2 separate regions of the Homo sapiens genome follow, and region 2 is linked to region 1. A link is a contact called in ENCODE Hi-C or POLR2A ChIA-PET data. All regions are on one chromosome and are shown on one strand. The core of a region is the stretch at or near the end of the contact, and the rest is flanking DNA. Distances in the headings are between cores, read along the strand shown.

Region 1 (2,631 bases), core at 50-2,549:
GCAAGAACTCTCATTTATTGCTTGTGAGAATATTGTAGACATTTTGGAAGATAGTTGAGCGGTTTCTTATAAAACTAAACACATTCTTATCATACAATCCAGGAATTGGTATTTACTCAAATGAGTTAAAAATATATGTCCATACAAAAACTGGCACACAGATGTTTATAGCAGCTTTATTCAAAAGTGCCAAATCTCAAAAGTAAGGCGTCCTTCAGTAGGTGAATGGATAAACTGATCCAGACGATGGAATATTATTCAGAGATAAAAAGAAATGAACGATCAAGCCATGGGAAAACATGAAGAAATCTTAAATGCATATTGTTAAGTAAAAGAAGCCAAATTGAAAAAGCTACATATTGTATGATCCCAATTACATGACATTCTAGAAAAGGCAGAAGTATGAAGATAGTAAATAGATCAGTAGTTGCCAGGGGTTGAGGAGAGGGAGGAAGGAATAGGCAGTGTTACAGGTATCATAGCTAGGCAAGACTGGGGCTGGACAGGGCTCTGCCCCACCCCCCACTAGAAATGTCAGGTGATGGTTTGGCAATTATCACACTGCCTCTCTAAAAATGATAATTCAGCAGCACCAGGGACAGGCCATTTCTTGATGGTCCACACCTGTTAACATCAAAACGTTAATTGGATGCAGGCCCCAGGGAGATGCAACTTCCTGGACATGCAGATTAAGAGACAAAAATGGCAAAGTATCTTCTGGGTACGCTACACTGGAAAAAGGAAGAAAGCCTCAGATGGGCATGTGTATAACTCCCTAAACACACTACGCGTGCTCTGCACATGCAGGCAGCCCACCCTTAGGGAAAAATCATGGGAAAAAGGTGAGCCTATAAAAGTCCTAGCATCAGGTTAAACGGGGACTCGACCTTCTCTCTTTAATCTTCATATGCCTGCGTGGGTCTCTTCCAAGTGCACCTTGTTCTAAGGCCTTTTAAATAAATTTCCATTCCTGCTCTGGAACTTGCCTCAGTCTGTTTTTCTGCTTTATGCCCCTCAGTTGAATTCTTTCTTCTGAGGAGGCAAAGACTGAAGTTGCTGTGGACCCGTATGGATTTGCCGCCGGTAACTCGGGGTACCTCAGATCTCTTCCACCACTAACATATTTGTTGCCGTGACTTGGATACCTTCCTAGTGGTAAGAGATTTCTATGCCTCACCTTCTTCAGCTGGAGGCATCTGACCCACATGCATGGCTTTTCCTCTCTTTCCTGCTTACTAACAAATTCCCCAGAGTAATTCCTCTTGGCCAGAGTGACTCTGCTCCGCCCAGCTGATTTCTCAGGTCACCTTGCCGGGTGGCTTGCAAGGGTGGCAGGGACTTTAGGGTCTGTACTGAGCATATCTAAGGCATTATATGGCCCTTCTTGACAGGAGCCTTGCACAAATGGTGGGGCTAAAGCCTAAACCATGTAATGTCTCGGGCTTCCTCTGCTTTTTCAACTAAAATCGGCTCTTTTCCGGGACAAATACGAATTGGAACTCTGGCTTTGCTGGCTTTTCATAACTCACCAAGTGCTTTTTGTTCCTGTTATATCCCGGGGCTAAGTTTTCTAATGGCTCTTAAAAGCTGCTTGTCCACCTGCACAGACCTTCAATCTGGCCCTTTTTAAGGACTCCACCCACTTGCTTTTTAAGTTAGCACCACTTTAGGAGGTGGAGAAATTCTTACCCCAAGCCGCAAGTCCTCAGGGGTTACTGATTTATGTTTGAACTTTTGTTCCAGAAGGTGAACAAATGTTGCACTCTTGAATCCAAGGGCTGCTGTTTTTGCAAGCATTTGAGGGGTTTCCATGCGTGTTCCTTCCACTTCCTCCTTTAGCTCCCATTTCTTGAACTACTTCCACACCCTTCTCAACAGGCAACAGGGCCTTCAAAGTCATATTCTAGGGGAGAGAATTCCAGCCCCTGTAGCAGTTAATGGAGAAATAAGCTTCTAAGAAAAGACATGATCATTTTATTACTAAAATACTCCAAGTGAGGGTTACTATAAGGTCGTGGCGACAAGGCCAGCCCAAGGCCGCAGACACAAGAGATCCACGGGACAGAGATGAAGGGTGGTCCCAAGCTAAAATTATGATGAGATGGGACTGAGAGACAAGACTAGCTGGATTTCCCAGGCTGACTAAGAATCCCTAAACCCAGCTGGGAAGGTGAGCGCATCCACCTTTAAACACGGGGCTTGCAACTTAGCTCACACTCGGCCAATCAGGTAGTAAAGAGCGCTCACTAAAATGCTAATTAGACAAAAACAGTAAGTAAAGAAATAGCCAATCATCTATCGCCTGAGAGCACAGCGGGAGGGACAATGATCAGGATATAAACCCAGACATTCCAGCTGGCAACCGCTACCCTCTTTGGGTCCCCTCCCTTTGTATGGGAGCTCTGTTTTCACTCTATTAAATCTTGCAGCTGCACTCTTCTGGTCCGTGTTTGTTACGGCTAGAGCTGAGCTTTCACTCCCAGTTCCCCACTGCTGTTTGTCACCTTCGCAGACCCGCCGCTGACTTCCACCCCTCCGGATCCGGCAGGGTGTCCACTGTGCTCCTGATCCAGTGAGGTGCCCACTGCCACTCTGGATCGGGCTAAAGGCTTGCCATTGGTCCTGCACGGC
Region 2 (2,631 bases), core at 67-2,566, 38 kb after region 1:
TTCTTACCGATAGGTATTGCTAGATTGCTGGTGAGTTCTAAGCAGAGCAATATAACAGATATGAATTGCTCTTGCTTCACAGATACCAATTCCTTCTCATTATCAACATTAAATTAGAAAAAAAGTTCACTAATTTAGGTACAGTCCTAAACTACACGTGGCCGAATGTGAAAGCTAACTGCTCTTTGAAAATTATCCTTCGACAGACAAACATTGAACTAGATGCAGGCACAGTGTGAGATTCATCTAATAAGCCTTGTTTGACATTTTGTCAGGATAAGGAATGACTCATTAAATGCCCCAAATTGGCACTCAAGGTATGTTTTACCCTCCTACATTCCTCTGAAAGTTGATTCTTCCCTTAACTGAGTAACCAGTAAGATACTGTTTAATTCCGAGTCATATTAGGTAAATACGGTACTGTACTTCAAATGGTACTGTAGTGTGATGCCTCGTGGAGCCCTGGCAGATGCATGGAAGCAACAGTAAAGTGATTTAGTATTGTGAAATAAAGGAACTAAATCCTAATTTGTTCTGTGCTGGTTTAGCCCCAAAGGGCAAGGAGGTGCAAGTCCCTTACGCGCACCGTGCCGCTGTGCTGTCTAGCTTAAATTCATGTTGCCAGCGTTCCACCAAAGTTTGCAGGGTTTTGGAGGTGTCTCCGGCTGTTGCTTCGGCGGAGGAGTAGAGTTCCCCTCGCTGCGGGCGCAGGGCGCACTGCCTCCCGGGGAGACAGGTGAGTCCGGCGCGGCCCGCACGGGGTCGCCACCTGCCCCGTCGCTGCCCCCCTTACCTTGGTGAGCTGGGCGATTTTCTTGCTCATTTTCAGGTGCATCTCCTGGCTGTAGTCCATGCTGTGCCCAGCCAGCTGTGCGGTGGCCGGCGAGGGCGCGAATTTGGCCGCCGAGCCGCCGTAATAGTGCTGCTGCCAGCTCATGCCCGGGGTCGCCATCTTCCCAACAGACCCCAGCCGGGGCACCTGTCCCCGCGGGTGGAGGCAGGCCCGTGGAGCAACGACGCCCGGGAGGCAAGAGTCGCGGCGGCCGCTTCCCGACCCGACACCCGGCGCCCCCCAGACTCGGCCGCAGGCGCCGTCCCACCCGCGACCCCCGGGTCACCCCTGGAAGGGACGGGGCGGTCCCGCCGGCCCGAAGCCGCGGGGACAACGGCGCGGGGCAGATGCCCGGGGTTGGGCGGCGGCGGCCGGGGGCCGGGCCAGCTCTTGGAGGCTCCTCGGCCCGCGCCTGGCGGAGGCGTCGAGGACAGCGCAGCTCCGCGGGTCCCGCTCGCAGCCCGCACCGAGGACTCGGCGAGGCTGCGGAGGGAGGAGGAGACGGGGCGGGCTGCGGCGGGGATAGGCGGGGACATGGAGGAGGACGCGGGAGCCGCCGTTACCAGGGCGCGCGCGGGGACGGCGACGTCATTTCCCCGCAGCCAAGCCCCGCCCAGCCCCGCGCAGCCGCCGCCGCCGCCGCCAGTCCCGCAGCCCCGCGGCCAGTGCGGGCGCCTCGCGAGGTCGATCCGGGATCGTGCCGCCAGTGCTTCCCCCGTGTGGCGGGGATCCAGCAGCCCAGCCCTGGCGGCGATCCCCGTGCAGCGAGCGTGAGGCCTGACGTAAAAAAAAAAAGTATCCCCAAGAAGACGGTGCTGTAATCACCTTCGGTTAGCAGAACGGGTGTCGATTTACAGACCCTTTCCACATGCGTCCTCGTGTGTGCAGGGCCCCAAGAAGTGGCTCTTCCCCAAGAAGAGAGGCAAGCCCAATCCAGAGACATGAGTAGTGAAGTAGCGAGGATTCCCTGCCCTGACCTTCCTTCCAATGGCACACAAGTGACCGTGACACTGTCTTAGCCGCCCCCTCCCACCCCGAGTGCCCGGCCACTGCCCCCAGTTCAGTGCTGAGTGTATGTGTGGAGGGAACGCTCCTTTTCAGTCAGCTGGTGGAGCACCGCATAGCTACTTTCCCGCGGTGGAGCCCAAGACAAATAGATATGAAACTACTTGGCTGGAAATAAGTAAGAATAGGATCGGAGTGAAAGTAATGGTAAAAAAAACAGAAGATGGAACAAGACATCAGTGCTTTAAGGATTTGGAGCTGGGCCAAAATGTGTCATAACTTGTGCATTTTCGCCTTCATAAATGTGTTATTCCCTACTGATTTTCTCTTAACATCTCTACCCCTGCAAGTCAAATGATTTTTTAAAAAAGTTTTTGTATCCTGCATTGAAGCATGTGAGTCATTTTAGGGCATGGATAATACTTTAAAAACGTAGAATTGTACCTGTTTTTTTAAAAATCGTATCTCCACGCAGTTTTGCAGAACCAAATTCCCCAACTCCATGTGATTTCTTTTTAGCATGCAAGTAGCCAAAATATAAATCTGAGAATATTAACAAACTAGAGAGCCGAATTTAACAAAGATTGTCTGGATGTGACAACATCTAAACAAGGTGAAGGTTTAATCGGACCCTGAAATACTTTAAGATCTGTTGGAATTCCTGAAAGGAAACTTGAAATTGGCTCTTTTCCCAGATGCTAGGTACTCAGTCCCCCTTAAATAGACCTTCCAGGAAAAATGTTGTCTAGTTCCGAGGTTCTGAATGGAGCATATGGCCAGAAACAAATATCCTA

The links. Hi-C counts contacts between places; a loop is a spot of excess contacts on that map. ChIA-PET counts read pairs that join two places held with the same protein, here RNA polymerase II (POLR2A). Pooled maps may share reads with other maps.
Region 2: a loop to region 1 is called in a map of K562, with 3 times the contacts of the local background. The contact joins the promoter of FAM184A here to the enhancer-like site in region 1. A Hi-C loop is called at or near these places in 5 of 168 maps with a recorded cell type or tissue (CD4-positive, alpha-beta T cell, Caco-2, K562 and 2 more) and 11 of 50 pooled maps. POLR2A ChIA-PET finds 5 or more read pairs at or near these places in 7 of 52 experiments (CD4-positive, alpha-beta T cell, HEK293, Panc1 and 3 more).

What each region holds. Positions count from the first base shown.
Region 1 is chr6:119,039,177-119,041,807 of GRCh38, forward strand. All of the region lies in intron 1 of FAM184A (family with sequence similarity 184 member A), which reads right to left. Among named protein-coding and RNA genes, the nearest start is that of MIR548B, 29 kb to the right of the region's middle. RefSeq lists an enhancer at 1,328-2,219. Within about 2 kb of position 1,300, at least 2 of the 41 ENCODE cell types and tissues checked have a DNase peak (open chromatin) inside an H3K27ac peak, as active enhancers do.
Region 2 is chr6:119,077,348-119,079,978 of GRCh38, forward strand. It overlaps FAM184A (family with sequence similarity 184 member A), which reads right to left and starts at 1,317. Exons shown (of 18, transcript NM_024581.6): 1 at 794-1,317. The coding sequence starts at 952. RefSeq lists a silencer at 1,191-1,510.